Linked DNA regions of Mus musculus: all the other regions are linked to region 1. The links are chromatin loops, found by intact Hi-C in ENCODE. Cell type or tissue: left cerebral cortex. All regions are shown on one strand. Region 1 holds the start of Tiam1 (T cell lymphoma invasion and metastasis 1). Region 2 overlaps Tiam1 (T cell lymphoma invasion and metastasis 1). Region 3 has its middle 56 kb from the start of Gm10789.

The links. Hi-C counts contacts between places; a loop is a spot of excess contacts. Peaks named below come from ENCODE experiments on the same cell type or tissue, not always from the same donor. Only the 100,000 strongest peaks of a DNase experiment are listed, where the experiment ranks them.
Region 2: it touches region 1 in a loop (4-fold over the local background); 2 of 42 quality-filtered maps call a loop at or near these places.
Region 3: it touches region 1 in a loop (8-fold over the local background); 3 of 42 quality-filtered maps call a loop at or near these places.

What each region holds. Positions count from the first base shown.
Region 1 is chr16:89,957,151-89,965,150 of GRCm38, reverse strand. Tiam1 (T cell lymphoma invasion and metastasis 1) reads left to right here and starts at 4,324. Exons shown (of 28, transcript NM_009384.3): 1 at 4,324-4,474. In left cerebral cortex, a CTCF peak has its summit at 3,194 (motif pointing right); DNase peaks (open chromatin) are centred at 3,734, 4,049 and 4,397; H3K4me3 peaks cover 2,012 bases; H3K27ac peaks cover 432 bases.
Region 2 is chr16:89,892,514-89,900,513 of GRCm38, reverse strand. It overlaps Tiam1 (T cell lymphoma invasion and metastasis 1), which reads left to right. Exons shown (of 28, transcript NM_009384.3): 4 at 1,936-2,909. The coding sequence starts at 1,947. Among named protein-coding and RNA genes, the nearest start is that of Tiam1, 64 kb to the left of the region's middle. In left cerebral cortex, a CTCF peak has its summit at 3,921 (motif pointing right); DNase peaks (open chromatin) are centred at 3,412, 3,892, 4,941, 5,245 and 2 more places; H3K4me3 peaks cover 3,621 bases; H3K27ac peaks cover 2,445 bases.
Region 3 is chr16:90,081,761-90,089,760 of GRCm38, reverse strand. It overlaps a transcript of Tiam1 not described here. Among named protein-coding and RNA genes, the nearest start is that of Gm10789, 56 kb to the left of the region's middle. In left cerebral cortex, no CTCF peak of the experiment used is centred here; DNase peaks (open chromatin) are centred at 3,419 and 3,935.

The sequences.
Region 1 (8,000 bases):
CAATTCACTTCCTTCAGCAAGGCTCTGCCACCTCCCCAACCGTGCCACCAGCTGGGACCTCAGCATTGAGATGTGGGAGTGTATGTGGGGGACATTCTCATTCACCCTGGGACAGATAGTATAATAATGGTCACCAAGGGCTGGAGGAAGCCTGGGGGGGGCGGGGGGCAGGGAGGGAGAGAGTAGCCAAAGGGTACATGTAAAGCCACAGTTAGTTCAAGAATCTAGGGCACAGCAGACAGTAGTCAATGATGCATTGTATCCTTCAAGGCAGCGGGGCAGCAGGGAGTTGAATGTTTACCAGAGCCAGTGAGATGCACTGAGGTGGCGGATCTATTAATCACCCCGACTTGAGCATCGTGCTCCATACACAGGCATGGGGACATTACCTCGTACCTGACAAATTTATGCCGCTATATGTGAATTGGGAATAAGATAAAACTTGAAGAAACTTCTTAGGGAGCGATGCGTTTTCCACGTGGACCGTGGAGCTCGTTTTTTACCCGTTAGCGATTTGTCACATTCTTCTGATAAAACTGGAACAAGATTAAACACCCTTCCTGTTCTGGGGTAGGCCGGTGCTTGCCGATACTGAGATTAAACACCCTTCCTGTTCTGGGGTAGGCCAGTGCTTGCCGATACTGAGATTAAACACCCTTCCTGCTCTGGGGTAGGCCGGTGCTTGCCGATACTGAGATTAAACACCCTTCCTGTTCTGGGGTAGGCCGGTGCTTGCCGATACTGAGATTAAACACCCTTCCTGCTCTGGGGTAGGCCGGTGCTTGCCGATACTGAGATTAAACACCCTTCCTGTTCTGGGGTAGGCCGGTGCTTGCCGATACTGAGATTAAACACCCTTCCTGCTCTGGGGTAGGCCGGTGCTTGCCGATACTGAGATTAAACACCCTTCCTGCTCTGGGGTAGGCCGGTGCTTGCCGATACTGAGATTAAACACCCTTCCTGCTCTGGGGTAGGCCGGTGCTTGCCGATACTGAGATTAAACACCCTTCCTGCTCTGGGGTAGGCCGGTGCTTGCCGATACTGAGATTAAACACCCTTCCTGCTCTGGGGTAGGCCGGTGCTTGCCGATACTGAGATTAAACACCCTTCCTGCTCTGGGGTAGGCCGGTGCTTGCCGATACTGAGATTAAACACCCTTCCTGCTCTGGGGTAGGCCGGTGCTTGCCGATACTGAGATTAAACACCCTTCCTGCTCTGGGGTAGGCCGGTGCTTGCCGATACTGAGATTAAACACCCTTCCTGCTCTGGGGTAGGCCGGTGCTTGCCGATACTGAGATTAAACACCCTTCCTGCTCTGGGGTAGGCCGGTGCTTGCCGATACTGAGATTAAACACCCTTCCTGCTCTGGGGTAGGCCGGTGCTTGCCGATACTGAGATTAAACACCCTTCCTGCTCTGGGGTAGGCCGGTGCTTGCCGATACTGAGATTAAACACCCTTCCTGCTCTGGGGTAGGCCGGTGCTTGCCGATACTGAGATTAAACACCCTTCCTGCTCTGGGGTAGGCCGGTGCTTGCCGATACTGAGATTAAACACCCTTCCTGCTCTGGGGTAGGCCGGTGCTTGCCGATACTGAGATTAAACACCCTTCCTGCTCTGGGGTAGGCCGGTGCTTGCCGATACTGAGATTAAACACCCTTCCTGTTCTGGGGTAGGCCGGTGCTTGCCGATACTGAGATTAAACACCCTTCCTGCTCTGGGGTAGGCCGGTGCTTGCCGATACTGAGATTAAACACCCTTCCTGCTCTGGGGTAGGCCGGTGCTTGCCGATACTGAGATTAAACACCCTTCCTGCTCTGGGGTAGGCCGGTGCTTGCCGATACTGAGATTAAACACCCTTCCTGCTCTGGGGTAGGCCGGTGCTTGCCGATACTGAGATGACTGATGGAGCTCCTCCGCCGCCTCTGTGATGTCACATGTCTCAGTGTGTAGCATGACTCTTCCGCCCGGCCGGGCTAGCGATCATTCTAAAGCTGGTATGTATGATCATTCTAATCATCTTCTCACCCCAGTTTGGTTATTCATTAACTTTGTGCTCGAATGGACTCTGAGTCTGCACCCCACACCAAGGGCCTTCCTATTGCTGCCCTGGCTCCTCGCTTCTGTCTAGCCTCCAGATATGGCTCTCAGCCATCAAATGCTAATCGGTGCAAAAGGAGGAGGACAATATTCCTAGAGACTGTAATACTGACGGTGCCACGGTACCACAGGGGTGGGCAAAGCAGCAGACTGCACCGATGGTGACACCTCTTTCTTGGGTTTTCTTAGACCAGCACTGTGGGCTCTCATGGCTGGCTGGTCCTTTGTTATGGGGGCTGTTCTGTATGTTGTAGGCTGTTTGGCAGCATCCCATATCCTTCCTAGTGGACTCTCTCCTCAAGTTGGGAAGATGGAAAGCATCTATACATACTTACAAATACCCTTTAATGTGTGGTCACCTTGCTCCGTGGAGATACTTTATTTTGCTCCCTCAGACCTATGCATGGGCGTGGTGAAGTTTGTTTTCTTCCTTAGTTGTCTTATGCCAACCTCTGTGCACATTACCAATATCATAAAGATTAGCTAGACACGTCTTATGTGTGGGGGCACATATCTGTCATGTTTAAAACTCATGGTTTCCACCACACTAACTCTGATCACTGTTTCTCTGGGAGTTATAATGCGTTTGTGTAACTGTGTGTATGTGTGTGATCATGTGTGTGTGCCTGTGTATATGTGTGTGTTTATGTGTGTGTACCTGTGTGTATGCGTGTGTGCTCGTGTGTACCTGTGTGTATGTGTGTGCTTATGTGTACACATGTACCTTTTCATTGTGGTGTTAGTCTGAGGAGGTCAGAGGCTGACCTCGGATGTCTCTTCAGGGTTTCTCCACTTTATGATCTTGGGGCTCACAGTCACCTCTACTGGCCAGCAATCCTTGTCTTCATAATACTAGGGCTACTGGCGAGTGCCAGCCAGTATGCTTGGATGTTTTGGATCAGGTCCTCTTGTCTGCTTGGCAAACACTGTAGATCCCTTTCTTACCAATGGCTTCCTGCCTGCCTGCCTGCCTGATTCCGGTTGGTGTTCGAGTCACTGTAATCCCTTTAATGATTATTGCATTTCTATTTTTGTGGTCCATATATTTGAGGAAAGTCCCTTGCGTGGGGACAGGGGTCTTCTTTATCTCATTTATATGAGGACACTGTTGCTGTCTTCAGACACACCAGAAGAGGGCATCAGATCTCATTACAGATGGTTGTGAGCCACCATGTGGTTGCTGGGATTTGAACTCAGGACCTCTGGAAGAGCAGTGATGCTCTTAACCTCTGAGCCATCTCTCTAGCTCCAATATCTTTGACTTTTGCTACAGCTAACAACCTTATACAGTGATAATGCTTTATTCACCTGTCAATCTCAGCCACGACTGCTGCAGCCATGTCAGAAAAGCTCTCTGCTTTGTGCTGCAGATACCCGCCTTCCTACATCATGATGCTTCCTTCCTCTGACCGGCCACACCCGAGGCTTCTTTTTATCACTGGCCATTAGAAGTTTTATTTAATGAAACTAATGTTTGGAAACCAAGGTGGAGCCAGGAGAGCAGTACTCTTTGGAGTGAGGGAGAAGGAAGTTAGTGGGTTTCCTCTGCAATTTTTAGAAACTGTCCTATAAATGTTGTTCATGGGAATCAAACATATGGCCGCTTTGTGTTAGAGGGCCAGCGAGAGAGAACTTCTGGAGGATTTTCTGCACTGTGTTAGCAGTTAGCACTGGTTTTAAAAAGGTTTTTGTTTTGTTTTTGTTTTTCTCCTTTCTCCCTTGTCCGATTTCTATGTTTAAACAAGTGTTTAGGAATTACGTCTCTGTCTAGCAAACCATCCAGGGTTCCGCTCCTGTGGGAGCAGGTAAGGAGGTGTAGTTATCCTTTAGGAGATACCAAGATATCTGCAGGTGACAGCAAACAAGAGCCTATGCTTTGCACAGAGAGCTCAGTTTCACTTGTAAAATAGTTAAGATCCTATAGGGAGAAATCTCAAGGATGTGGCGGAGCAGGGTGCTGGAACTGAACGACAGCCAGCAGAGTCCTCAGCTAGGCAAAGGAACGCCAAAGGCGAGAATTTAATTGAAGAAAGGGGCGGAGAGGGAGGCGAGGATGGAGGAGGAGGGGAGGGAAGAGGAGGAGGAGGAGGAGGAGGAGGAGGAGGAGGAGGAGGAGGAGGAGGAGGAGGAGGAGGAGGAGGAGGAGGAGGAGGAGGAGGAGAGGAGGGAGGTGGAGGAGGAGGAGCCGCCGCCGCCGCCGCCGCCCTGGGCCCTCTCCAACACACCCAAATGACCAGATTCATCATAGCACGAAACTTCACAAGTTACACCCACTCCCTCGCCGGCAGCGGGGAAGGCTACAGCTTCCTGATTTCAGTTACTGGAAGTTGGAGAGATGGAAAGGCGGCCGGGAGTGTGAGCCTCGCTGAGCAGCGGGTGAGCTTCGGAAAATTCAATCCACTTTCTACCCGCAGTCTTCTGGTGCTGGGTACTCGGGGAAAGCTGCTGCGTGAGGCTGTGCCGAGGATGGGTGGGAGCCCCGGAACTCTTTACTGTGGTCTGGGGCTGGGAGACTGAATGGCCAGAGTCCTGGCACTGCTTAGTTTCTATGCTGCACCCAGAGCGCCGCGCTTCTCAGTTGTGCTGTGAGAAGCAGTCTGCCACGCGGGTTCTGACTCTCCGGGAAAAGAGGCTGGAAAACTTCATCAGTTTCTCTTGCCTAAGCGAGGATCATTGTATGAGAGAAACGGGAAAGAGGCAGTGAGATTGATCTTGACACCCACCAGGGATGCTTCCTGCCTGAAACCCACCGTGCTGTGTGAGCCTCGGGCGATTAGGCGGTGTATGGGGTAGGGTGGGTGGAGGGAATGCGAAGGAGAGGGCTGGGATTCTAGGCTGGGCTGGTTTCCTTGGGTGGGGGTGGGGGTGTTCTGAAGCTTTGGCTCCTGACCAACACCTGGATGGGACTTCTGGAATGAGGGTCTGGAAGTCTCGAGTTTTCCCACTAGTTTTGCAATTAGGCTAGTTGGGCTAAAAGCCCCTTTGGCATGGGGAAAGGGGGAGGGGGAGAACTGTTTGTTTATCTGGAACTTCATTTTTGATGTGAGTTTTTCTGCCGCAGCTGGTTGATCTGATTCATTGCCTAATCGAATTTGGGGTAGAGTGAAGAGAGGAAGTTTGGCTGAAGGGTGGCACCAGGTTTGGGGTCTTTGTAAGAGACAATATCCTAGCAAAGCATAAACTCGGACCCCCACTCCCCCTGCTCCGCCCCCCCCCCCCATCCTGATTTTTGTTTTCAGCACACTTTCTTGGGTATGTGGTCTTTGATTGCTGTGTGAAGTCAAAGGAAGTTTTGAGGCTGACATACCTGTTTTGCATATTTCGGATCTCATCAGTGATTTGGTGATGCATTGGAGCCAGGATCTTATATGTTTGTTACTAGCTAATCCTTCATGAAATTACTTTTATAGTAAGAAAGGTAACTGCGATGGCTGGCTCTTAGGTTTGTAACTACCTATCCATTTTGCAACAAACTCCTAGTTTGAAGAGAGTGGAATGGGAGGTGTTCTTAGCTGATCTGGTCATTTTCCTAGTGTCAGATAGGATGGCTCGGCTGTCTCTTCCACTCTGGTATTGCGAATCTGGGAAGCAGGCTGCCGGGAACCTTCTGCTCCCTTGAGGGGTAAAGATCTACATGTAAAGGAACGACTCTGTGACCAAACTAGACCTGGCGGGGGTGGGGGTGGGGGTGGGGGTGGGGGACGGACAGGTGGCATGGCCCAAGCTGTCACACCTGCTAGCTCTTCTGTGGATCCAGAACCAGCTCAGTAGGGAGGTGGCTGTGGGCACGGTGTTGTTGCACCTACTTCTGAGGAACCGGTTGTCTGCCGCTCTGCAGGAGGCAGCTGAACTGGATCTTGTGATGGCCAGGGCAACACTGAGTAATGGATGCGATTCATGGAACAGTAACCCGGAGAGAAAGGGGGAGAGAAAGGGGAAGCTGCGCGGCGAGTGACAGATGAAGTGCTCGCTGTGGGTGGACACAGTGGACGGAGCTGGGGTTGACTCTGCTGTAGGACCCCTAAGTGTCTGGAAAGCTCCAGCTCTTGTGTGGTGGTCTTCTTTTGGCCCCCTCCCCCTCCTTCCTGGTTTGCCTCTGTTTGCTTTATATGCTTTTAAAGTTCTGAATACAGTTTGTTACAGATCTATAGGACCACTGACATTGTTTGTTTTAGTAACTAATTTTCATTGGAAGTTTCCCAGTTCTTGTAAGGTTTAAAATATATTGGTATACAGTTACATTGGATAGATTGTTTTTAAAGACTGGAGCATATATAAAAATGTTTTCTTTTTCATTCTTGGCATTGGTTATATTTGTTCATATTCATCCCCCCCCCCCCCCGCTGTGTGTGTGTGTTTACTGGTGCTAAATCCATGATATCCTGGCAAGTGCCATACCACTAAGCCACACTCTTCCACCTGTGTGCATTTTCTTGATCAGCCTTATTAACATGTCAGTTTTATTGCTGTTGGAAGAACCAACATGGGTTTGTACTTGACACACAAAGCCCACCTCCTTCCTAAATTAAAAACATTGAAATGTACATCTAAAAAAATGCTGCTTATGGGATGCTGTCAAAAAGGTTTTACAACGTCCTTTGTAAACAAGCAGCTGAGTCCCTCTGCTGTAAGGAGGAAGACATTATGTACTTGTCTTTGACGTTGATCGTGTTTTTCTGCTCGTTAAAGCGTACCTTCTGTTTGTGAGCATCATACATATTGGGCCAAATTGTTCCAAGGTGGGTTTTGTGTATTCACTGGGGCACACCCTGTGAAATTGTTTTAGAAGCATCCAGCCAGAGTGTGCACGGGGCTGCGAGGTGATTTACCGTGGAGTGTGGGAGCGTTCAGCCCTCTCGGCAATACACGTTTACCTTGTGCAAGAGTAGACAAATTTGTGGTAATGACTGGGGAGGAACATTTCATTTCTGTTCATATTTAATGCATGAGCCTGGGTGCTCTAAAGTTTAGAGCAGCCTTTCTGACTCTGCCAGTTAGCTGTGAGGTCTCAGGATAATGCTTAACCTCCGGATGTCCCTCTCTCCAGTGAGGATGTAAACACACAAACTGCCTGTGGCTCTGGCACAAGTAGGCTCTTCGTGAATGGCAGTCCACTGAGTGTCTCCTGTTTCTAGTCCTCTCTGGTCATACTTGCAGTCTCAGCACCTCTCTCTGTCTGCCGATCAGAATAACGGGAAAGGAGAAAACAGAATTGGGAATGGAATAAAGTGTTTTCCCTGTCTGTCCCCTCCTCACTAGGAGTGGGTAGCTCACCAGGGATACCTTTTACATTTCCTGGGTCTTAATCTTAGTTTCCTAGTTAAGTGACGGCCTCCTTCTTCTGTCCAGTGTTTACCGTACCTCCCTGGGATTACTCTTCTTTTTAGTTCATCTCATTTTTCTCTCTACCTTCCTTTCATATCTTTCTCAACAAGGGTGGCACGTTGAGCCATGACCAGGTGAGCATGCTTACGTCAAAGCTGAGCTGGGAGAGAGAGAGAGAGTTCAGGGCAGAGGCCACAGCCTGGGTTTTAGAAAGGAATGTTGGATTGTGAGGTCCTCCAGCCCCAAGCCTCTTGATCTTCTTAGGGATTGTCAACTAGGTCCTGGGGGGGGGGGTATGGTGTGATTTGTGCATCGTATTTATGCATCTGGAGTTATAAGGGGCAGACCTGGGGGCCGGGGGTGGGATGGGGGGCATGGGTGAGGTGGGGGGGATGGGTGGAGTGGGGGTGGTGGTGAGCCCTCTGGGGAGTGGTGGTTAGCTGGAGTAGCCTTCATTTCATTATTGTACAGGGGTAGTCATTCTCTGTTGCACCCAAGGATGGATTGTAACTGATGAGCTTCAGGTGTGGAATTCTCTTCAAGGAGGACATCTGCTCTTGGTCCAGCCTGTCTGCTC
Region 2 (8,000 bases), 65 kb after region 1:
AATAAAGAGCTGTGTGAGATGGCGTGTAACTCCGTGAAGAACATGCATCTACCATGTGCAAGGTTCTATGCTCGATTCCTAACTCCTCAAAAGTAAATAAAATAATAACATGAATTTTAGGAAATTGGCCATGCCTTTACTGTTAGTAAAATCTGTGTTTACTTGTGCTTGTAAAACATGTAGCAAGTGCTAGACTTAGGAATTCAGGAAGGAATTAAGGATGCATCGTGATGCATCGTTGACGTGGACCGTCAGCCTTTTAAGTTTGCTTAGACATCACCTAGAGAGGTGTGAGCATACTGCTTTCTCCCGATGGTGAAGAGGGTGTCCTCTTTCCTGGAAGATCCCTTTGAGAATCACGATGTGTGGCTAGTGGGGAACATGCTAGTACAGCGATAGCTTGACCTCTGGTATCCCGATGAATCACCCTGAATTCACTAGCACATCACCCGGAAGTTTTTCTGGTGTGCCGAATGACCAAGTACACAATAAGATATCTTGTCAGAGCCGAAGCCATGTTAGAGTCAACAGTGGGACTGTAGTGATTTCTGGACCAATAGGAAGGCGCCTTACGTTAGTACACTTGCATCTTTTTTGCTGTGGTCATCAACCTCAATTCCTGTTTCCTGGGGTGCCATTTACTGTCTTGGTGACTGTGTCCCTTCTGTGGTTTCTTAAGAGTAGAGACTGTGTCTCTGTCATTTACTGCTCAACTCTGGCTTCTAGAATGCTGTAGTCCTCACCAACTACCTCTCAAATGCTTAGATCTGCATGCTGTTGACAGAGCTAGCGCGGTGCTTCCCAGGGAGACAGACCCTCTTTTTCTTATTTCATTTCATGTGTTTTCACATGTGTTGTCTTGCGTGTGTACACTTGGAAGAGAACTGGGCAGACTCTGCAACAGGGTCGAGGCCAAATAGAGTCACAGTTGTGAAGCTGTGAAGATGCCCTCCCCCTACCCCCCTTTCTTGCAGTTATGGGTGACAGAATTGTGCCTTCAGGACAGGGATGGAGACTAGGAATGCTGTCTGGGAGGCCTGAGTGAACCGGGAGTGTCCCACTTGCTGGTTTCCAGGGTGCGTTTCTGTCTCCGGGCCACTGTGTACCAGATTCATGCTCACAGGTTGGATTTGCTCCCAGATTAAACCTGTTAGTCAGCTGCCGAGCGAGCGAGGTTTGCATTTGTCCCTTCTTAGCCCTTCCTCCCCGCCCTCCCACACATCAGAGGTACCCGAGTGGCTGAGAAGTGAACAGTAGCAGCCTATTTTCTTTATGATTTCAATTCGTTAGGAAAATTTGATTAGATATGCATCTTGAAGCTTTCTAGTTTTGACTGATTTTTTTTTTGAGGTTTGATAGAATTAAAAAAACAAAAGGGCAAAAAACAAACAAACAAACAAACAAAACAACAACAACCAAAACCCATCTCCCCAAACCATGGAGCAGATAAAAGGGCATAGATGAAACCAAGAAAACAAACAGAAGCCCTGGCAGGAAGGGAAGGAAAGAATGCTCCTTTGTCTTTTAGTTTTCAGTAAGCGTCCACTTTGCAGTGTATCACTGTGACTCTTCGGAAGAAAGCCAGGGTGAGCAGAGTGGTCACCTGCACACACGCAACACACTGGTGTCTCTTGGCATCTACTCTTTGGGCAAAGACAGCCCTCTCATTACTGAATTTATGTGACTGTTTCACATAAACATCTATCTGTATTGATATTGATTATTATCTATTGATAATGGTATTCTCACCTGTTGCCTTGTATCAGTCCTGGGGGCCATGTCTGGGGCCAAAGCAATTAGAAATGTTTTTATTTACCTAACCCCATACCCAAAGTGTCTGCTTATACTGATTCTAAGCCCTTACTCTTAAGGTTTTTATACCCATTTTAATACAGACTCAATTATCTCATGCTTTTTCTTTCCCCTTTGCTACAGACCATAAAACCATGGGAAACGCAGAAAGCCAAAATGTAGACCACGAGTTTTATGGAGAAAAGCATGCCAGCCTGGGGCGGAAGCACACTTCACGCTCCCTGCGGCTGTCACACAAGACCCGGAGGACACGGCATGCTTCCTCCGGGAAGGCGATCCACAGGAACTCTGAAGTGAGCACCCGGTCCAGCAGCACGCCCAGCATCCCCCAGTCCCTGGCTGAAAATGGCCTGGAGCCCTTCTCCCAAGAAGGCGCCCTAGACGACTTCGGGGACCCCATCTGGGTGGACCGAGTAGATATGGGCTTGAGACCCGTATCTTACACCGATTCTTCCGTCACTCCCAGCGTAGATGGCAGCATCGTCCTCACTGCAGCCTCTGTGCAGAGCATGCCAGACTCAGAGGAGAGCCGGCTTTACGGGGATGACGCTACGTACTTGGCTGAGGGAGGCAGGAGGCAGTGTCCCTATACATCCAATGGGCCCACATTCATGGAGACAGCGAGCTTTAAGAAGAAGCGCTCCAAATCTGCAGACATCTGGCGGGAGGACAGCCTGGAATTCTCACTCTCAGATCTGAGCCAAGAACATTTAACAAGCAACGAAGAAATCTTGGGTTCCGCGGAAGAGAAGGATTGCGAGGAGGCTCGGGGGATGGAAACAGAGGCGAGTCCCCGGCAGCTCAGCACCTGTCAGCGAGCCAACTCCCTGGGTGACTTGTATGCTCAGAAAAACTCTGGGGTGAAGGCTAATGGAGGACCGAGGAACAGATTCTCAAGCTACTGCCGGAATTTGGTGTCGGATATTCCCGATCTTGCAAAGCATAAGATGCCACCGGCTGCTGCCGAAGAGACTCCTCCGTACAGTAATTACAACACGCTTCCCTGTAGGAAGTCGCACTGTCTTTCCGAGGGTGCCACCAACCCACAAATTAGCCTTAGCAAGAGCATGCAAGGCAGAAGAGCAAAAACCACCCAGGTAAAGCCTCAGAGATGTTTCAGTATTTTGGAAGTGGTGCGCGCCTCTTAAAGTGCATGATTTTGCTCTTATCGGTTTCTCTCTCTCTCTCTTTTTTTTTTTTTTTTTTGAAATCGGGCTGTACCCGGGTTTGTCTGGCAGCTGCTGCAGCTGGCATCGCTTCTGCTGCGCCCCTCTTACAGTTCTGTGGGTAGGGGGTGGAGATTAAGGGGTGTGTATGCAGCGGGGTGGGAGGGTGTGCTAGGAATGGCAATAGAGCTATTAAGTTCATACTGGGAGACTGCCTCTCAACTCAGTCCCTCCACAACACCTCCCTGATGGGACTCTGTCACCTAATCATCTCTGGACGAGCAGGCATGGTGGGTTGCAGGCGCTCGGAGCTCATATCCACACTGCAGCAGGTGGGAAGAAGTCCGTGGGCGGGCCCTCGGAAGAGGCATCCTTTGAATCAGGGCGGTCTGCGGTCACTTGTCAGCTTCTCTCTGGTGTTGGCAGGCTCGCCGTCTTACCAGGAGCCATTTCAATTTCCTGTTCCTCACGATGCGGCCAGCCCCGTCTCTGGAGGGAGGTGTAGCAGAAGGAATAATATGGGTGGGTTCCCAGTTTCTAGCTTGCAGCCAAGTTGCTTGACCTTGGGCAAACCCTGACTTCTAGAGGCTCCCTCTGGAAGGTGGGGATGAAGAGACTTAGTCGGCTTGCTTGGCAGTTTAATGCAGGAGAGAAGGGGCGTGAGCAGATTTTTAGGAGACTTGAAAAGTATCTTACCAGGGAAAGGGTGGCCCACTAGCTTGTCTGGCAATAATAGCGGGAGTGAATGTCAGACGGCCCTGCATGCTTTGGTCCTTTGCTGTTCCTTGCGGCAGGTTTTGGGGAGCTGGGGATTCTGACCAGGCTAAGAAGCCGGTAGTGGATTGTGCTTCTGATCCAAGAGTGGGTGCGCTTCTTTACTTTGAAAGACAGTGGGCATCGAGGTGACCTGCAAAGGCTGCTGCACTCCGACCTGCCCAGTAGGGGGCAGTGCTGCACTCTGGCCAGTTCGAGTCCAATGGGCAGTGGCAGTGTTACTTTTAAGGTGGGCCAGGTGGTGGAGGGCCTGGAGTGACACCGGGTTTCTTTCTGAAGAACCCTGAAGATGGATTTTGCTGACACGAAAGCCAGTCTTCTAGACCCTTCACCCCTTCCTACCTGGTTGACTCTGGGCAAGTTAGTGGTTGTTTTAAAGCCTTGATTTCTTCACCTGTCTAAGTGGAGGTATTGTGACTGGAGACTCTAGCTCAGTGGCAGGACCTCGCTTGAATGGCTTCCAAGGGGCTCTGTGTCAGATCCTTGGCATCATGGATGTACACACTCAGTAGGGATAATAATAGGACTATTCGAGAGAATGGAATTGTCCGGGAGTCCGGAAGCCTAGTACTTAGGAAGCAGCCAGGGACCGGGAATTTGGTCGCCGGCGTAACACTCGCATTGGTAGTGGTGCTGTGTGGGTAGATGACTCGGACCATTGGATGTTGGTGCCCAGATCTTGTATCACCTGAGAAGGTAAACTTTAACCTCTCTTTACTCTGATTTGAGATTATAACCAAAGTGAGATTGTGACAGAACTAACAGGTTAACTAACCACCCAGGGTCACTACTGAACGGTCAGTTTGGCAGGTCACAACAGGTGCCCTGTTAAAGGGTCCCATGGAAAGCCCTGAAGCATGGCCGTGAAGCTGTCTGCCATCAGACTGGCATTAGACGCCTGGTTCAGAGAGATACTCTGCCTGCCTTGAACTTGGCAAAGGGTGTGTTGATGCAGGCAACACCTCTGCCTGGACTGAGTAGCCTGTGCCCTATGTAAGGTTGGCAAGGGCTGCCCAGCTGTGTTCTAGAGCGCTGTCTCTAACTCCAGAGATAGCTGGACACACTGTTGCCCTTAAATACCAACCACCCATGGAAGAGGGGCAGAGTGAGCCAGCGCTCTCCTCCCCTGGGAGACTGTGGTGTGAAATCTCCATCCCTTGCCTCACGACTTCCCAAGTTAATATACAGAAGTGAGATCATCTGAGTGTGGTGTCTCATAAAGCCACGGCTTAATGCAATGCAGAGTGCTGCACACACGGAATTCTAAGGAGGCCATTAGCATGCTGGCTTGTCTGCTCACCCACCCGGTGACCTTGGGTAAGTCACTTCCTCCTGTAGCTCTTTCCCCTGTCCAGGGAGAGTGACACCATCCTCCAGCAGAGCTGTATGAGGTGAGCCAAAAGAGATGCCGGGCTTGGAAGCCTTTTGTGGAGCTAACATAATGAACGGAAGTATTATTTTGGTATTGACATTATATGTTGAGTAAGGATCTTTAATGACTTGAAACAAACCCCAGAATTATGCACAACACTATCCATCCACCCACATTTTCCTAGGCTAAGTTTGAGCCCACTGTGTTCCAAACAGTGTATTTTAAGAGACAGTGGGTGTGGAAGCTTCCTTGAAAAGAATTCTTTTTCTTCTCAAAGTTTTTGACCCAAGGGACCTCTGTCGCAAGCTTGAATCGTAGATCTCAGCCTCCTTGTCGGCCCTGGAGATGCAGTCCAGTCTCTAACAGCCCCGTCAGCCACTTCACTCCCACCGGAAAAATCTCCTGGCAAACATTTGGCTAAGAGCGTGACCTCTCAGCTTGGAGAAAATGTGCTGGATCCAAACTAATGCGGACAATTTCATTTGATTCAAAAATGATCAAAAAAGAGGTCTTGGCCATTTTTCCTGTTTGTGTGTGTTCAGTGGTTGGATTTGTTTCCGAAATGGGCAGGCTGTGGAGTTCACATGTTAACTTTGGAAGTAGCACGTTGGACGAGCCTTGGCATCTGGCACACAGTTATTTAATTCATGTGCTTTTTATGTGTACACATGTTGTGTGTAGTTTGTGCTGAGAGCTTCCCACCATTGAAGCAGGGTTTAGTTACTGATTTCAACCCAGGACACAATACACACTAGGTTGCTCCTTAGATTTAATTGATGGCTTGATGGATTTTGTCCCTTTGGTTATTCTTTCTTTGGTAACAGACTGAGGAGAGGGCAGCCTGGGGTCATGCAGAATCCAGGGTGTCAGCAAGTCTGGGCTTGGAGTTTTTGCCTCCTGCGTCCTGGTTATTTAACCTCATGAATTTGGGTTCTTTTTAAAGGAAGCTTATAGGAAGATCCAGCATTCTGGGATGAAATAAATGTAAACCTTAGATCACTGACTCTGGAAGGTTGTTACAGATGCCCACTGAATAGTGGGTTTAGTAGGGAGGTCAAGGCGTGGCTTCAGGTTCTAGAGTTCCTCCTCTGCAGCTCTGGGGCTTTCAAAGGATAAGTAGGAAAGGGGAGACGTGCCATTGGTGATCTGCCCTGTGACCAGGCACAGAATGTCTACGGGGTGCCTGAGGGAAACTTAGGCTGGGGGCCATTGTGCACACTTGAGGAGACCTTCATTGAACCTAACTAGGAGATGGAAGAATGTGACTTGGCTCTACTACTACTGTTGTAAGAAGCCACAGAATCTAGAGAGCTGCAAGGAGACTTGGGCTGAAGGGTGATGGCCAGAAGTCAGTATTTCCCAGAAGTCTGTGCACCCCAGTGTCTAGTGGGAGGCGGAGGGCTCTGTTAGAGTTTATGGATTCATTTCAGCCTAGTTTCAAGATACCAACTTCCTGAAGAACCTCACAGACCCTCTCTATCTGACTCTGTAGCTTTCCAGGGGAGAATGGTTGTCCTAGTGTTGTGTTGGTGTGAAAAGACATCAGGGCCAAGGCAACTCTTATAGCAGAAAACATTTACTTGGGGCTGACATACAGATTCAGAGGTCTGTTACCATCGTGGTGGGAAGCATGGTGGCACCAGGCAGACATAGTGCTGGAGAAGTAATTGACAGTTCTACCTCTGGATCCGCAGGAAGCAGGAAGAGAGAGTGACACTGGGCTTGGCTTGAGCTTTTGAAACCTCAAAGCCCACCCCCCAGTGACGCACTTCTCCCACAAGGCCACGCCTCCTGTTCCTTTCAGATAGTTGGTAACCAAGCATTCAAATGTATAACCCTATGGGAGCGTGTTGTTGTTGTTGTTGTTTTTAATGTATGAATGCCGTGTTGTGTATATATCCGCCTGCCTGAAGAGGGCATCAGATCTCCCTGTAGATGGTTGTGAGCCACCATGTGGTTGCTGGGAATTGAACTCAGGACCCCTGAAAGAGTGACCAGTGCTCCTAAACACAGAGCCATCTCACCGGCCCTGGGAGCCACTCTTATTTGAAACCACCACAAAGGGTGACCTAAAGAGATTAGGTGTACGGTCTCCACCCTCAGGTCTTCTGCACTTCCTTCTAAGGCACTCCCAACATGGAGGAGCCTCTCACAGCCTTAGCCTAAGGTTAAAGACTTCAATTCTGGTGAAGAAAAAAAAAATCACCTTATCAATTAAGAAGGAAATTAGTGCTGCCCATTCCAAATTAGATGACTAGGAAAATTCTAAAAGCTGTCCCTGGTTTCCCTTGACCAGCGAATAATAAGGTTGATGGTCTTACTAGGATAGAGAGCCTAGTATTAAATCCAAACAGGGTCCTGAGTTCCTTGAAAAATCATTTTGATTTTAAAAAGTTTGTTTTGTTAGGCCACTTAACTTAAATGACTTCGAAATAAGTGTACTGCCTGAGCTGATAATTGACCCCCATAGGTCAATGAGTCTTTACCCATGTCCTAGGCACTTTGAGAACAGCTAAAAACCTTGCTTGCACTTTGTTCAGATATAAACACATGGATCACTCTTCTGTATATCATCTTTGGGGTTCACGGGTTCCCTAAATCCATTTAGGGATGCCTGGTTAAGAGTTCTTTTGATAAATGCTAGAGAGCTGGCCCTGCAGTTGAGAGCACTGGCTTTTCTTGCTGAGGACCTGGGTTCAGTTTCCAGCACAAGAAAAGCTACTCACCCCCAACTGAAATTCCAGTTTCAGGGAATCTGATACCTGCTTCTGGCCTTAGTGTGATACTGCATACACATGGTACACACATACACACTCAGGCAAACAGGCTTTCAAAATAAAATAGATCTCTTTTAAAGGAACACTTTAAAACAATTT
Region 3 (8,000 bases), 120 kb before region 1:
CTTCCAGTCTGGCTGACATTGGGCCTACTGCCTTCAGCTCTTGAGTACTGGGATTACAGGTGTGTGCCACCAGGTCTGGGAATCAAACCCAGGGCCTTGTGTGCGCTAATCAAGCGCTCTGCTAACTGGGCTGTCCCCAGCCTCCAAGTCTTATGTGGCCTGAGAATATGAGCTTGAAGAACAAACGAGAAGACAGATGGACGCTCAGGGATGGCTTTAAGAGAAATCAGAGATCAAGATTTTTGTGTGTTCGTTTTTTAAGGGTAGGTCTGGGCCTACTGGTGATCTTCAAAGTAAGTTATTTTATTTGTCGCCTTACTTGGTAGTAACTTTTGGGTGTTTTGAGCCTTTGTGTTTAAGGTGTAATGTCTTAACCTTAGTGATTCTTTCTGAAACATTAGGATATCTGCAACAATTACTTTATTACTTTTTAATAATGTGCAGCGTGTTTTGTGGATATGTGCACATGTAAATACAGGGACCTCTGAAGTCCAGAAGAAGGGCATCAGATCCCCTGGAGCTAGAATACCAGGTGGTTGCACGCCATCTGATTTGGATGCTGGGAACTCAGTCCTCTGCCAGAGCATCATGCTCTCTTAACTATTGAGCCACCAGCTTTCCAGTTTCGCTTTTTTTTTTAAAGATTTAATTTTTATTTGTGTGTGTGTGTGTGTGTGTGTGTGTGAGCGTATGCTTTGTGTGCATATGCAGGTATCTGTAGGAACTAGAAGAGCGTGTCAGATCCCTTGGAACTAGAGTTACAGGCATTTGTGAGCCACCAGATGTGGGGGCTGGGAACTGAACTTGAATCCTCTGGAAGAGCAACTGTGTTCCTAACCATTGAACCATCTCTGGCCCCAAGAGAATGTTATGGCCATGGGGGTACACCAGATAGAGTTACAGAAGGCCCCGCCCTTCATGACCACGGTCCATCACGGCATGGGGATTAAGAAGGTAGGAACTTGAAGCTGCTGGTTTTCTTACTTCTGCAGTTACAATTATTCCATGCATGCTAGGATTTGGTTTGGTTCGGGTTTCTCCAATCTTTTATTCAATCCAGGGTCCCCTTCCTAGAGAATGTCACCACCAGCAGTGGGTGAGTCTTTCAGCCTCAACGTAATCAAGATAATCCCCAAATGGTCAGGTCAGTCTTGAAAGTACATCATAGAGACAGACTCCTTTCCCAGGAGACTCCAGATGCTGGCGAGGTCACAGAACACTAATTACAGGGCTCTGAGTCCTCACAGCCGAGAGGCCTGATCTCTGTAGCTTTCTGGATATGGTTAGAGGCCTCTCCAAGGCGTTGTGTGTCACGGTAGCCTAATCGTTAAAATTACATGCTAATGGTATTAAGAAGAGGGAGTTTGAGCCATTTATGGATAAGGTGGGTGGAGCTATGGCAGGATCTTGATGGCTTCCTGAGCAGATGCACACATGAGCGTGTTTTCTCTCCATCTCTTACCATCTTTCCATCTCTTAACCATGCCAACTCCTTTGGCAGCAAGGCAGCCTTCACTTAGATAAGGCCCCTTAGCTAGACTTTGCATTTCTAGATCCTGAGCTCAAGTAAACCTCTTTTCTTTTTAAAATAGCCTGACTCAAGTAAGTTGTTAGTACTCAAAAGCTGATTCATACAACTTAGGGAAGGATGGCACGTGTGCGTGAGTGCACGAGTGCGTGAGTGTGCTTATTTCACAAGGCCCAGTCTTGCCTCGGGATCACCATGGGGCCGAGAATTGCCTTGATCTCGTCTTCCTGCTGTTACCTCCTGAATGTTGAGACTACATGCATGCACCACCACACCTGATCTAACAGACCCCATTTTAAATATCATTTTGAGGGTTACAGGTTCAGCATGGATTTTGTGGAAACACAAAGGTTTAGATTTCCACTCAAGCTGTAACATGGAGTCTTAGAGTGAGAGGGTGCTCCTGACTACCGAGGGCCCTAGACAGTCTATAGGCTGGCTCTCTTTCTGAATGAACAGGACTGAGATTATAGGACACGCTGTGCTCCCGACCCTGAGTGGGCGGTTGGTGGGTGGTTGGTGTGTGATTTAACATCTGAGCCATGTGTGGTTGGGCTAGGAAGTGGTAGGTGAACTTTGGAGCCCACTGTGTCCTGCCCTTTAAGGTTCCTCTGTTGCTTTATTTAATTTGTTCCTGATAGTGGTTGGAGCTTCTGTTTGGTCAGGTCCTCACCCGGGAAGGGGTGCCATGTTTGGAGGCTGCCCACAGTGCTGACTCTGAGGTTCATCCAGCCAGCAGGGGACACGTGGTCGGCCGCACTCACTCCTGAGCACCATCTGTGTCTGGTGGCCTCTTTGTGGAGGGGAGGATGTGAAGTGACAGGTGTCTGGGGTGCAGTGTTTTTTCCGGATGTCTCAGACTATTCAGGTTGTGTGTTGGACAGCTCTTTGCTGCTTTGAAAAAACACCTGATGGACATTTAAAGGGGGGCATAGTTACTCTGGCTCCCAGTTTCAGTCCTCTCAGAGGCTCCATTGCTGTTAGGCATGTGACAGAAAGCCACACCCTATGGCCCGGAAGCAGAGGTGCGTCCCCAGTGCCCACCTCCTCCAACCAGGCCCCATTTCCCAATAGCCTTCCAACTCTAAACTCATCTATCCTCCAGTCCAGCAGCGAGGTCTCGCCCATGTTCATGTTCTAATCCCCTCTTAGCCGTGTCAGTGCCCACACTTGAGCCTTTTGGGGGAACACTTCATACCCACGATACCTCAGGCTGATGGAACAGGCCGGGCCACAGGCTGGAAGCTTGTGGGCCACACAGTTTCTGGAGGCTGGGATGTGCGAGCACAGGTGTCCGGGCCTGGTTCCTGCTCCAGCACAGACTGCCATCTTTTCCTGTGTCCTTATGCGGTACACAGGGGAGGCCGTTCTCTGGGGTCTCTCTCACAAGGCACCGAGTGCCTGTATGAAGACTCTTCTGTATGACCTTGTCATCTCCAGAGACCCCCACGTCACCTGGCGGGAGGCTTTGATTGTAACCTTGCAGGAACATGAGCTGAGTCCAGGTGGGTACCATCCTGGGTTCTGTGCTCTGCCCAAGGCTTCCTCAGATGGCTTGGAGTCCTGATGAGCTGACCGCCACCCCCCCCCCCCAGATGGGACAAGGACCACTGTCTCTGCTCCTATTGGTTTCTGAGACCCCTGTTACCAGATCCCGTCAGGAGGAAGTACCTGCTTTCTCCTTTCTTTCTAAGTCTCCCCAACGTTTCCCAGACTCCTCTCTGCTGTGAAACACACCCTTACGGATTCTCCAGTTGCTCTGGAGTGAGTGGGAGAGGACGACCGTGGAAGTTGCTCCTCCTCCTCCTCCTCTTAGACATCCACAGAGCGAGACACGAGGCTCACCATGTTGAAGCTGTGACATGTGTATGAAAATAAAGTTTAAATTAGAAGGAGCCTTTCTTAGCCTCAACCTGGTGCCGGCTGTCTTAACACTGGGATGGAAATAAACTGGCTCTGGCTTCTTGGCACCAGACCCACTCACTCTGCCTTTTACACACTGTCTTGTGGGTTGGTGTGGGGGGTGTAGTTGCAGGCCTGGAGCTTCAGAGCCCCTGGCCTCCTGAAACATAGATGGGAGAGTCTGATCCCAGCCTAGTGGGCACACTATGCCAGCTGCTTTAGATCCCGTTGATTTTCGCCTACAGAAAAGAATGCTTTTCTAAACAAAGTCAGGGGATGGGTAGCAGGCTGGCACGGTACAGCGTGACCCAAGACCATGTCTTCAGTCATTCCGCAGTGGCATGGCATGGCGTGTGTCACTTAGTGTCTGTGCTTTTGTGTCTTCGTCTGAGAGAGAGGCATGGCAGCTTCATTACCATCTTCCTCATCTTCCTAGCGGTGATAATAAAGGATAGTGCCCAGCCCAGGCCTGTTCAATTACTGATGCTCATCATCGATATTATAATTTAGTGGTTGCTACGAGTCTTAGTCTTGGGTCACTGCCAAGGTCTCCCACGATGTTTTCAGCGTGGGGTGGGGACACTTCTGGTTTTGTTGAGGACTGGCAGATCGAGCTGTTGCCTTCACCAGATGCACACGGGTGGTGGGCGGGCGGGCGGGAGTGTCCCCGGGTGTCAGCTTGTGTGTTGTGCGACCCTTCTGTTGTGCTTATGGCTCCCATGCCTTCCTCTCCCACCCAAACCATCACCGCGCACAAACGAAGGAAGCTTCCGCAGCCCCTGTGACAAAGGCATAGATAGGCTGGTCTGCATTTCAACGCGCCAGGCTGCTCTGCCAACAAGAAGGTCAGATCTTCAGATCTGTGTACAAACAGAATTTCCCAAGATATATGTCATGAGCAATACAGATTTGGCCTTAGTCCTGGGTCCTGGCTTAGCGTTGCTAGAATGTTCTTTGTCTTCTATGCTATTGAGATGGTTGGCCTGTTTGTTGGCATTCTGTCTAAACTCCACTCCTACAGTTACCTGGCAACAGCCAGGTATGCTCCTCCCCACAGTTACCTGGCAACAGCGGGGTAGGCCTGGCCCACTATAAAAGGGATTCCTTACCCCCTCTTCCCTCTCTTATTCCTGTTTCTCTCTCTTGTCTCTTTCCCCTTGTTCCCCTTCTCTCCCCGTTCTATTCCTTCTTCTCTCCACGTGGTCATGGCCAGCCTCTACTTCTCTCCTCTCTCCTCTCTGCCTTTCTCTCTATATCTAGTACTCTCTTAACGCCCCTCCCCATGCCCTAAATAAATTCTAGTCTATGCTATATATATGTGGCTGGTCTCCCAGGGGGAAGGGATGCCTCGGCATGGGCCCACCGAGACATCCCCTTCCCTCATACCTCACCACACCACACCCCCCATAGAACTTATTCCTATACCTTTTATCTTTTTATAATCACAGCTCTGATTGGTTTCCGGATGGGACTAGTCTCTAAAGAGACCAAGATGTGTTCAGAGGCTGAAACTCTCCGCTCCATCCTCCCCTCCAGGGAGAGGCAGGGGCTGATGACTTGTTCATACGGGACCTCTGAAAGGTCATCGGACAATGGGGATTTGGAGGTTCTGGGTTGATGCAGGGAGGGCGATGTGTCAGAAAGCCTGCGTCTCCTTCCCCTACCCCATGCACGGAGGTCCCCTGGCCATTCCTGAGTTGGAGCCTTTATGGTAAACCTGTGGCTGTAAGTGAATGGCTTTCCCGATTCCTGTGGGTGTTGTAGCAAGTGAGTGAACCCGAGGAAGGGTTGTAATTACACTTGGACTTGTAGTTGGGTCAGCAGAGGCACGGTACCTGCTGCACTCACTCTGTGGCTTATGTCTGAGGTGGGGCTGAGCCCTTGCCTTCTGAGGGAGACCCTACCACCCTACGCCCCTGTTGTTATTTCTGAGCTTGCGGCACACTGGGCTGGTGTCCAGAGTTGGACAGCTGGTAAGTAAATGGAAAAGCCCTCCAATTTGGTATCAGTCTGTTGTGACCACCGCTGGTTTGCAGTGTAAGTAGAATCGGAGTTCCCAAGAGAGGGAGGTTCAGGGTGGAGTAGTGACTGCGTTACATTTAATGTTGAGCCGGGAAGGCCATGGGTGTGCTCATCATAGCACCTCTTCCTCCATTGTTTTATGTTTTGTATTTTAAGTGTGTGTGTGTGCACATATAGGTGTGTGTGCTTGTGTTTTGTAGGTGTGTTTGCACACACGTGTATGCATGTGTAGGTGTGTGACTGCACATATGTATGCATATGTAGGCATGTGTGTATGTGTGTATATGTGCATGCATAGGTGTGAGTATGTGTGCATGTGTAGGTGTGTGGCATGTGAGAACAATGTCCTCAGAGCCAGAGATGAAGGAGCCCTGTGTCACTGGGTTCCCAGTGTGAGTTGTGAGCACTAGGGACTGAACTCAAGCCATCAGCAGCAGCGTTTGCTCCTAACCTCCGGGCAGTCTCCACCCTTATCCTTTTTTTTTTTTTTTTTGAGATAGGGTTTCTCTATGTAACAGAGTCCCTGGCTGCCCTGGAACTTGCTTTGTAGACCAGACTGGACTCAAACTCACAGAGAACCACCTGCCTCTGTCTCCCGAGTACTAAGATGAAAGGTGTGATCTACCACCTCCCAGTGCATTAAATTATGTCACAGAGAAGCTGCTTCCTACCTGGGGAGGGAGCACATCTCTAATTTCGCTTTTCAGTGACTTTAGCAGCTGACTTAGGAGCTCCCAAATACTCTCAGATCATTGGGGGTTTCCCTCTTTCTCTTCTTCACGATAGATTACTTTGCTGTTTCTTCAACTCTGGTTTCTAAACTTTGTCTTCAGGACATACAGGGTCCTTCCCCGCAACTCCCCTTTTCTGGGAGTGTTCTTCAAGTAGCCAAAAGCCTCCTTGAAATGGATTTGGTTTCATATAACTTATCCCTCAGTCCAGCATGTGTGAGCCATTAACCTCCTCTTTTCTAGACGCAGCCCAGCTAAGTGTTTTCTTTGCAGCTATCTGTGTTGACTCTGAGGCTGGTCAGACACAGCACCTGGAATCCCATCCCTACCAGTTTCCCATACCTCTTGTCATTTGCTGGTTCTAGTTCACCTCAAACTGTAGAAGTCTGTGTTGATCTGGAAGGAAGTTCTGTCACCAATGTGCTGTCACCAATGTGCTGAGCTCCTCTGTTGCTCTGTCAGGTAAGCCACTGAGTTGCCAGCCCTGCTTCCTCTGTCCCATGGTGTGATCTTAGGGTGGTTTCTGAAGCTGGTCCTTTCAAAACACTTAGTTTTCTCAAGCTCTGAAGTCATATGATGCTGTTTGTGGCCAGCAAGTCTAGACTGTTGGCTGGTACAAGGAAAGAGGAGAAGAGTGGGAGAAGAAAATGGTGTGAGTGGGGACTGTTGTGTCCCACTGTGCCCTCCCCTTCAGTGACAGCTTGCTGAGGTCTCCAGACCAACAGATATTGGCCACACTGAAGTGGCGCTGGTCAGGTATGACACACTTGAATTATTCCAACACTCAGTTTCTCCCCAGCACAGTCAGCTTGTTTCTCTTGGCTTCCTTCATGTGTGCCTGTCCTTTATTTGGTTTGGAAAGCCCAAGTCTACTGTAGCCTTGATGGTTGTCACCAGTAAGGAATCGGTCTTTTTCCTCTTAAAAGTTTACTTGAGACACCGCTTCCCCCTCTTCCTCAAGTAATTGACTTATGCTCTTAATTCAACCCTGTGTGACTTTGTTATTTTTGTATGTGCATTTGGGGATTGTGTAAGTGTGCAAGTTCACTTTTGTGTGCATAGGTAGAGGTCAGAGGTCAACCTGAGTGTCATCCTCAGGAGCCATCTTTCTTGCTTTTAAAGGTAGGATCTCTCATTAGGACCTGGAGATGACCTACTGGGCTAGTCTGACTGGCCCAAGGATCCTTGTCTTTCTTTTTCTCTGGTCCTGAAATTGCAAATAAGTGAGCCCACACTTGTGCTCCACACCTGTGCTTCCACACCTGCGCTTTCACACCTGTGCTTCCACACCTGTGCTTCCACACCTGTGCTCCCACACCTGTGCTCCCACACCTGTGCTCCCACACCTGTGCTCCCACACCTGTGCTTCCAAACTGTGCTTCCACACCTGTACTCCCACACCTGTGTTTCCACACCTGTACTCCCACACCTGCACTCCCACCCCTGTGCTCTCACACCTGTGTTCCTACCTACACCTGTGCTTCCACACCTGTTCTCTGGCACCTGTGCTCCCACACCTGCACTTCCACACCTGTTTTCTATATAGACTCTGGGAGATTGACTGAAGGGCCTTACTTTATGCATGCTAGCACTTTACTAAGGATTCTCTCCCCAGACTCAGGCTTTATAGAAAGAATAAAGGATTCCTGCTTAGGGTACCTCAGTTGGACTCCTGTTTTTCCATGTTAATACGCCTTTGTGGATAGGCAGGTGTGTTAGTGTATTTTATGTTGTTAGAACAAAATGTCTGACACCAGGTAATTTATAAAGAATAGAAGTTTCTTCAGTTCTTGGTTCAGGAGTTTGGGAAGTTTAAG